Regions from separate parts of the Mus musculus genome. Here region 2 is linked to region 1. A link is a contact called in ENCODE Hi-C or POLR2A ChIA-PET data. All regions are on one chromosome and are shown on one strand. The core of a region is the stretch at or near the end of the contact, and the rest is flanking DNA. Distances in the headings are between cores, read along the strand shown.

Region 1 (4,829 bases), core at 1,204-3,703:
GTGTTCCCATCATGCTCTCTGCTGCTCAGGAAGGTTCGTGCATGTGCACATTTGTGATATATATGCATATATATACATGTATATATATGCATATATATACATATATATACACACACACATATATATATCATTGTATTTTAAGTTTTTGAGACATGTATATATACGTACATATGCATGTGTATAATGTGTATGTATATATGTGTCTGTGTGTGTGTGTGTGTGTGTGTGTATCTGTCATGGAACTCATTCTGTAGACCAGGCTGGCCTCAAACTCAGAGATCTGCCCATCTCTTCCTCCCGAGTGCTGAAATTAAAAATGTTCACCACTGCCTGGCAATTTTTTTCTTTAATCTTTGAACAAGACAGAAAATTCCGACACAGTCTAGAGGAACCTAGAGGGCATTATGATAAGTAAAGTAAGGCAACTAACAGTTTCTTAATTTAAAAACTAAAATAATTGTCAAAGTAATAAAAATAAGGAAATTCTGACCAATTTTCACAGCCCAGAGGAATCTAAAGAGAATAAAGCAATTCACTGTAGTGTGAAACCTGGACGATGGATCCCAGGACACAAAGGGAGGCTGGGAAGCTGGGAAATCTGGATGAGTGGTGAACTTGAATAATACTACATCAACTTTGGTGCACAACTCATAGCAAATGTATCAATATAAGAGGAACGACATCATGGGGCTTGGGACATATGGGACCTGGTATATATGTAATTCTTCTGTAAATCTAAACTGTTCTGCATAAGAAACCTATTAAAAATGGTAACTTATGGATCCAGAGAGATGGTTCAACGGTTAAGAGTTCTTGTTGCTCTTGTGAGTTCAGATCCAATAACACGTCAGATGGTCCATAACTGCCTGGAATTCCAACTTCAGGGGATAGGATGTCCTCTTCTGGCCTGATTGACACCTGCATCCACATGCATATACCCACACACAGAAACACACACATGCACATAAAATTAAATAAATGAATCTTAAATATCCTAATAATTTAAGGCTGACAAGAAGCCTTTGTGGTAAAAGCTCTTGCCACATATGCTTGACATCCTGAATTTGAGCCCCAGAATCCACAGTGGAAGGAGAGAAATACCCGAGAGTTGTCCTGTAACCTGTGTGTCTGTTCATGTGAGTTCATGCATGTGTGAGGATCATGCACGCGCGCACACACACACACACACACACACACACACACACACACACACAGTCAGAGGGGCATATCATCCTCCTCTATTGCAGCTAAGCTGAGGCTCAGTCTAAGCTTGTCCGAGGCTAAATACACAGACGCTTGCAGGAACCACATGAGAATTCTTGCAGACCAACCACCAAGCACTTACATTTCTTGACTTCAAATTGATCAGATTAGCAACATCCTCAACCAGCCAGAGGGAACACTTAGCAGTTTGTTTTGAATCTCCCACCTAGTACATTTCAGAGTGCACACACAGGGGAGGCCCCAGGATCACCTCCACGTACGGAGGAAAAACCTGACTCACCAAGAACCAACAGTCAACACTGAGGAACCACAGTCAGGTGGTGGGGATGCCAGAACCTGAGCCCAGGATACAAACTCTAAATTCAGGTTTTCATATCCCCAGCCCCGACATTCCTTGAGGAGAAGACTTTAATAATAATAATAATTATAGGTATAATTATAATTATTATTTTGAGACAGAGTCTCTCTGTAAAGCTCAAACTGGCCTTGAACTCATAATCTTTCTGCTTTAGCCTTTAAGTGCTGGGGACTACTGACGACACCAGTCTAAGCTAATTTTTTTTATTTAATTATTTTCAGTACTATAAATGGAACATAGAGCCTCACACAAAATGCTGTGCCTCTGAGTTGTCTTCTGAGCCTTTCCTTTTCTCTTTTCTTTTCTTCCTTCCTTCCTTCCTTCCTTCCTTCCTTCCTTCCTTCCTTCCTTTCTTCCTTCCTTCCTCTTCTTCTTCCTCCTCCTCTTCCTCCTCCTCCTCCTCCTACTCTTCTTCTTCTTCTTCTTCTTCTTCTTCTTCTTCTTCTTCTTCTTGTAACCTCTTGTTTTTAGAATAAGGTTTCACTAAGTTATCCTGGCAGGCCTGATGAATTATGATCTGCTAGTAGCTGGGAATATGGGCCTACATCTCCAGACCTGACTTAAGTTATTAATTTAAAATTTTAAATCTTTATTATTATGATGATGATGTGTGTGTGTCTCTGTCTTTTTGTCTCTGTCTGTGCATATTTGTGTGTGTGTGTGTTTGGGAAAGGAATGTGTTAGGCTCCCAGTCAGTGGAGTCGAATGGAGAAAGAAGAATGCATGTCAGTCTAGAGCAGTTACTAATACAAACTTCCAGGGTTTCCAGAAGTAGAGGGGGTCTGCTGTGGCTTGGGGCTGAGCTGCCCATAGGCCTATATAACCTTCTCCCCCAACCCCACAAGGTCTTCCCAGGTCCCCAGTGATGGGAGAGAGCCTGAGCCTGCCTCCTCCCACTGATCTGTCTGTGCTCTGATTAGGCCCTTATCTTTCTGGCTTTGCCTTGGTTGGCTGCCTGTCAAGTTCAATTGCACTGCAGGGCCTTCATCCTGCCGTGCGCTGAGTGTCCCTGAGTGGAAGGTTCTCAGACTCCGGGCCTGCTCCTGATAGTCCTGGGTTCTATAATCCAGAGCAGTGTTTCTGCAACACAGCAGGCTCCCAGTGTGTGTCTGAATCAAATTAAGGAGAAGCTACCTCCCCGTGCCCTGATGTTGGATTTCAAGGCATTGAGAGATGCCCACACATCTCCCCCTTCCAAAATAACTTCCCTTTCTCCAGACTCTCTTTTGCCCCACATTCTATGATTAGGCTCCGTTTTTTTTTTTTTTTTTTGGCTTATGCCAAATAGAAACTTTGTACATGATTAAAAAAAAAACAAAACAAAACAAAAAACAAACCAACAACATTCTTAGTTCTAGCAGGAAATAGAAGGTACATTGAAAAAGGTTTATCTGAGGTGTGGCGGGGTGGGGGTGGGGGGATTAATACAAGAAGCCCAGAGTCGAAGCACCCTAGGTCTTGCAGTAACAGGAAGTTGTTAGCTCTCTAGGGCTGAAGGGCCAAAGGGAGCCCAGAGTGCTTTGCTTAGGGGCACAGAGGCTGTGGCTGCCCCATTATGCAAGTCTGAAGCAGATGTCTTCGTGTTGCTCTCTTGAAGCAGCAACTGTGCCCCCCAACTTCCCCCCAACCCTCTCCCCCACTCACACAGAGGCCACATTCACCCAGAAACCAGAGGGTGAGTGAGAGCTCTTCTGAGCTTTTAAGGCTCAGCTTCCCAGGGCCAAAGAACAGCAGAAAATGCATCCTATCTAGTTTTAATAGAATAAAGAATAATGAACCTAATGGATTATGCTTAGAGTAAAGATATTACACTCTTTAAGAAGGGCTGGGCCTGGGCCTGAGGATACAGGACTATACTCCCAGCTGCTTGGAAGGTTGAAGCAGGAGGATGGGCTCAAGGCCTACTCGGGCTACATAGTAGGTTCAAGGCAACTTTACGATACCCTATCTCAAAAATAAAAGGCCAAGGCGATGATAGCTCAACTGGTAGAGTGCTCGCTAGCCTACACCAGGCTTCAATTCCCAGCACCACTTAACCTGGCCATGGTGGGAGCACAGCTATAATTTCAACACACAGGAGGTGGAGAAGGGGAAGGAGAAGTTCAAGGTCACCTTTGGTTACATTAAAAACCCTGTCTCAAATAAACAAGTAAAAACAATAGATAAAATGAAAAGGGCCTGCGGATATACCTCAGTGGTAGAGGGCTTGCCCAGCATGCGCAAAGCCCGAGGTTCAATCCCTGTTACTGGGGCGGGAGTGGGAGGGAGGCAATGAGAGAGGAAAGGAGAGTTAAGGTGACTTCGAGCCTGGTCCTGAGTAAGAGGTTGTGGATGGCAGCCCAGTAGCCTGGGAAAGCCTGGGGGAGCGCAACAGTGGAGCAAATGCTTTGTCATCCATCACCTGGGTTTGACTAGCCAGTCTGGGGCTGGGAGGCCTCAATCAGAGCTCTGCTCCCCAGTTCTGGGCTGTGCCTTGGCAATGGGTGTTTCTTTCCTGTGCCTCTGATGCAGAACCCTTGTTTCTGCTTCAGGCAACTGTAGGGATTGCATAAATTATCTTTGATCCTGGGTCTGGGAGAGAGAAGGGAAAATGGTTGTCGGAGCTGCCTAAGGTTGGGAAGCACTGTCAGGAGGAGCAGGGGACGGAGGACTGGAGTCCTAGATGGTAGATGGGGCTCCCTCAGGGCTGGCAAGGGTCATGGAACATCTAGGGTCTCATGCTTAAAGTGAGGTCCAGGGGCCGGTAGTATTAGATTACCAGAAAGTTCATTAGAAGCAAGGAGTCTGGGTCCCCACCATTTACTGACTCACTCAGGGTTTATATTTTTTCCAATTTTAAATTATTGTTTTTTCTCTTTAAGAAAATGTTTGCACATGTGCACATGCATTTGTGTATGTGCTTGGGTGCGTGTAGAGGCCAGAGATTGACTGGTGTTGGTTCTCTCTCTCTCTCTCCCTCCCTCCCCTCCCCACCTTCCAACTCCCGTTTTTTTGAGATGGGATTTCTCTGTAAAAACAGCATGGCTGTCCTGGAACTTGCTTTATTGGCGATGCTGGCTTCGAACTCACAGAGAACTTCCTGCCTCTGCCTCCCACTTGCTGGGATTAAAGGCATGTGCCACCATGCTGGGACTCTGTAGTGTTTTTTAAAAAACGTGAATGGGTGTTTTGTCTGCGTATGTCTGTGTACCTCGTGTGTGTTTAATACTATCACAGGGGCCAGAAGGGTATGCCATACCCCTTGGAA
Region 2 (4,835 bases), core at 1,167-3,666, 71 kb after region 1:
CAGCGCCTGTTGGGGTGGTAGGTCCTGAGCCTGCAGAGTGCCAGTCTAGAGAATTAACTGTCAAAGACAAGTCACACTTAGTCACACTTTGGAGGATCCCTCTTCACTTCGCTATTCTCTAAGCAGAGAAAATCTGATCAACAGAAAGCATAATGGAAAAACTTTGAGTAAAGGGCAGAGAAGAGCTGAAAGGGGAAGAGGCCTTGGCCCTTCTTGACTTGTTAACTAGGGTCAGAAAGGGGATTTCCTATACCCTAAGTGTGTTTCAATCTCATAGGTTTGGAGAAAGGACTATGCTTAGTGATTCACCTCGCTTTCTCAGTACTGAGGCTCAGCCTGGTCCATTGTAATTTCCTCTTCATGTATTATGTAGTGACTAATGGAAGGGCTAGGTCACCAACCAATGTTTTACTCCAACTCAAAGCTATAGGATTTCAATTGGCCTTAGCGTGTTAGGCAATAGGAGGTTTGAATCTTCTCTTATCAAATGAGCGGGTCTCTTAGCAGCTATGAAGGGACTTCCCTTGGGACGTGTTACAACAGAGTACAGTGGCCATAGAATTTTGAGGGTAGTTTCCTGTTTTGCTCTGCTATGTGTTGGGGTGGCTCAAAAAACCTTCCTTGTGACTGATGAAAATGCTCACAGGGTTCATTAATTATCACTAAGAATTCAGTGAAGATAATCAGGCAGCCTGTATCAGATGTTCAGATGAAAGGATAGGTGGTTTCTGATAACACAAATGTAAATTCTAGGTCTGTAGGTTAAGCTTGCTAAAGGGCCCACCCCAGAGCTGCCTGCACTGGGGCCTCCCTTGCTCAGAGACTCTTCCCCAACTCCAGCATTCCAAGTCACAATAAAGTGCCCAAAATCACAGAGGCAAAACTTTGTTAGGGATTTATATGGGTACATCCGCAGGGTTTTAGGATTTGTGACCAGCTTTGTAGACACAGTAACATACATCAAGGCATCTTTAACACCTGAAAAACACTGCCCACGTGGCTGTTGGCATCAAAATCCCACACAGAATTAAAAATTATTTTCCAAGATGCGCACCCTGTGCTCAAATTGATATTTTAATAACTCGATTAAAAATTTCCCAAAAGTCTATTAAGAGTCAGGAAACAGTCTGTGGTGGAGGTGAGGATGTGTTTTTGCAACGGAAACTTTTAGCCCCCGAGAACAGAGCAGCCAAAAAAATCTCATTTACATGTTTTCCCTCCATTCTCCCTTAGCACAGTGAAAAAAATGAAAACCCGTGTGGAAGAGTATGTTTGCTTACTTCTCTCCCCCTACCCCACGCACGCGTGTGCATTACACACAAGCCATGTGGACTCACATGATCCCATTTTTAAATTGTCTTTTATTTTCCACTCCGGAGTAAATTCGACCATTCACTATCAGAGACATCATTATACATAAACTTAAACAACAACAACAACAAAAATCAAAGCCAGGCATGGTGGTACTCTTCTGTAATCCCAGCATTCGAAAAGCTGAGTCAGGAGAACTGCCCTAAAATTGAGGCCAGTCTAAATCTACACAGCGAATTGCAGGCCAGCTAGACCTACATAACAAAATCACCTGTCTAAATAAATAAATAAATGCAGTCGCCGTAAATTTGGTGTGGTGGGTAACGTGGGGGGAAAATATTTTCATTAAAAAGAATCAATAGCCGAGCATGGTGACTTCTGACCGGCAGGGGCAAGCACAGCTCTGTGAGTTTGAGGCCAGCCTGATCTACATAGTGAGCTCCAGGCCAGAGTGGGCCAACAGAAATCATCAACAACAAAAAAATCCACGAACAGGAACAACAACAACAAAATCCACAAACAAAACTTGGTAACTCGTGATGGTGGTGGTGGTGGTGAGTATGGCTTGCCCTTTCTTAATTAAAAAGTGAGTCTGATAGCCCCTTGACCAGCTCACTGCAGACACTGCTATGAAAAACCCCGAAGGGCCCGGTTGCTGTCCAAGCTGTGGAACTCCATTCCCCAGTGCTGAGCTCCAGCGAGCGGGCCTCGATCGCTGCAAGTCCCTGGAGGGCTTTTCCCCTCCTGGCTGACATCCAGGTCCCCCAGGGTCTGTGTCCTCCTAAGTACACCACGGAGCAGGGCCGGCCGCCTCAGGCTCGCCGCCACCAGGTCGAGGCAAAAAAAAAAAAAAAAAAAAAAAATCTTTTCCCTTCTCAGGGCCCCAGAAGCCAGGCCGCCTCCCTCCACCCTCCCTGCTGGCTGGCGGGGCCCTTTCCCAGCCCGGGATCAGCAGCGGCCGCAGCAGCGACGGCAGGAAGCGAAGCCCTTGTTGATGCTGTTCCGTGGCGCGCCTGTCCGCCCTCCGCCGGCCGCCAGGCTCTTCCGGGCTCCCGGACCTCCCCCCCTCCGCGCGTGCGCAGTGCCCCACGAGGGGGCGGGGCTCAGATTCCTGTCAGCGGCGCCGGCGGTGGCGGCGGCCGTCAGTGTGCGCTGAGGAGAAGCCCGAAACGGACCCGTTTGGCTCTCCCTCTTCCCCTTTCCCCGGTCCGAAGCTTCTGGTCTCTGGACTCACCGGGAGTCAGTTCTCCACTCCGCAGAGCTGTTCCCTCCACTCCGCCGCCCTTCTCATCGCTCGGCCGGGTGGGAAGTGACTGCCCTCGAGGAGGAGGAGGAGGCAGCGGCTGCCGCCCTCGCCTCACCGCCCCCGGTTCGGTGCCCGCGGATCCCGGAGAGGAGGTGCCGCCGCCACCGCCGCTCCCCCCCTCCCGCTGCCCTCGGGCCGGGCTGGGTCGAGCTGCGATGCCCTCGGACTTCATCTCATTGCTCAGCGCGGACCTAGACCTGGAATCGCCCAAGTCCCTGTACTCGCGAGGTGAGTCAGATGGGGGGGTGGGGGGGTGGGGCGTGGGGGCGGGGAGCGCGAGCGCGCGGAGTCCCGGGCTGGGGTGGGGGGGTCCCCCGTCGGGGCCGGGCTCGGGCGGGCTTGCCCCTCACGAGAGTCCTGGGCTGGCCGCGGAGGGCCAGGGGTGATCCCGGAGCTGCCGAGCGGCGCCCCCCTCCCCAGCGCGGCGCGGCGCGGCGGCGCGGCGGGGGGCTTAGGGTCCGCGCGCCCCCCAGAGTCCTCTGCGGTCCCGGAGGTTCGCAACCTGCCGGTCGGCGGGTCCGGACTCCACCACACTCGGCGGACTGCCGGCCCAGTCCTCCCCCGGCTCGGGAATCACCCCACTGGTCCCGCTGCTGGGGACACCGGGGAGGGGGGGTGGAATCGGGGCGCCGCGGCTCGTGTCCCCCGGACTCTCCTCTTTGGCAAAGTTGCCCCACGCCGGGCTGCGTGGCCCCGAGGGGCTTCGGAGCTCAGGGTCACCATTTTTTTTTTTTTCTCCCTCTGGTCTTGTTTGTGCGCGGTCGTCCTACTCCCCCCCCTTCCCCGGCCTAGTCCACTCCCTCCCCATGTCGGGACGGCCCCCCTCGGCCAGGCGTTCTTCCTTTCCTCGTCATCTTCTTGCCTGGAAAAGGCCCCAATCTTCTTTCTCTCTTTCCACCTCCGTGACATTCTAATTACTTCTCTTTTACAAAGATAGGGATGCCCTCCTTGGAGTACTTGTATTCCTCTCCCTGGAGTACCAGGCTCGGGCACAGTCCTGCCCTTTGAGAAAAATTCTCTTCTGTTGCTGTTCAAGGGCTTCGTGCAGAGAGGAGGCAATGAACAGAAAATCCCATTTAAAACTACTTTGGCTAAGGCCTGCAGGGGATTCCCAGCATCTAAAACATTAATACTTGAGGTGATCTCTGCTGGGGTTAAATTCCTACACTGGACACCACAAGAATGTGTCAGAACAGGTTCCCCTTGCAAGGGGTATCAAATCAAAAATGCCCCCATCTGTACTCATTTCTTATACCAGTGGAAGGAGGCTAAAGACAGTTCTTTTATATTTTTTTTTACAAATAAACCATGGTGAACCCTTTTCCCAAGAAATCCAGCATTTCTCCTATTTTTTTGGTTTTACAAACCCACCAGAAAATTTCACCTCTTTGGGGTAGAGAAGGACTAAGCCTGGTGTTAATGTATTTATATGAAGTGAATCAGAGGGATGTGGTTTGCCCTGGAAGGTGCTAGACTTTATAGACTACAGGCCATTGTCTGTTGCTTTGATGAATTTAGTTGGCAGTCACTATCCTGTAGGATGTTTTTCAGATATTACCTAAAGTAGCTTAGAAATATTGTAGTTTGAAGTGTCAGAAAGAAGAGAAAATATCAAGAGATGATCCTTAGAATAGGGCTAATGCACAATTGGATGCTAAAAATAGTCAAGACAGTAATACCATTTGGGCAGTAATCATTAGATAATTTTCCATGAAACAAATGCTTTATCAAAATCTAAGTTTAGCTTTAGAGACCAGTGTAGAAGCAACCCAACCTTCCTTTTGCAGACTAAACTAATATGGGCTTAGGCTCTTAAAAATACATAATAGTTATGTAAGAGATGTATGCTATCCTTGGCATTTTTTTCTCATTCAGCATAAAAAGTACTTAATGCTTTTTGTGTTTTTCAGATTCTCTGAAGTTACACCCATCACAGACTTTTCATAGAGCTGGACTATTGGAAGGTCAGCAAAGTGCCCTGTTACAGCATAGTGTGTCAGTGTGCAAAGGCTTTCTCTGAGATGGAGTTGAAGTGGGAAAGTGGGAAACTTTGCAGACTCACACAATCTAGTTTTTTTTTTTACTAAGAAGCCTGATCCTTCTTTTAGAGCAGCTAAATGTTTCAGTGGATTTCATTGCTGTGCTTGAATTGCTTGTAGGCCGTTGTATCTGCTTTGAGAGGCCTTGGGAAAATCCCTTAGGATCATTTAAAATTATG

What was found. Hi-C counts contacts between places; a loop is a spot of excess contacts on that map. ChIA-PET counts read pairs that join two places held with the same protein, here RNA polymerase II (POLR2A).
Region 2: a map of adrenal gland shows a loop between it and region 1 (1.8-fold over the local background). The contact joins the promoter of Nfat5 here to the enhancer-like site in region 1. A Hi-C loop is called at or near these places in 1 of 37 maps with a recorded cell type or tissue (adrenal gland). POLR2A ChIA-PET finds 5 or more read pairs at or near these places in 1 of 5 experiments (embryonic stem cell).

The regions. Positions count from the first base shown.
Region 1 is chr8:107,219,583-107,224,411 of GRCm38, forward strand. No RefSeq gene overlaps it. Among named protein-coding and RNA genes, the nearest start is that of 4930517G24Rik, 17 kb to the left of the region's middle. Within about 2 kb of position 2,454, at least 1 of the 3 ENCODE cell types and tissues checked has a DNase peak (open chromatin) inside an H3K27ac peak, as active enhancers do.
Region 2 is chr8:107,291,054-107,295,888 of GRCm38, forward strand. It overlaps Nfat5 (nuclear factor of activated T cells 5), which reads left to right and starts at 2,417. Exons shown (of 15, transcript NM_018823.2): 1 at 2,417-2,845; 2 at 4,528-4,581. The coding sequence starts at 2,773.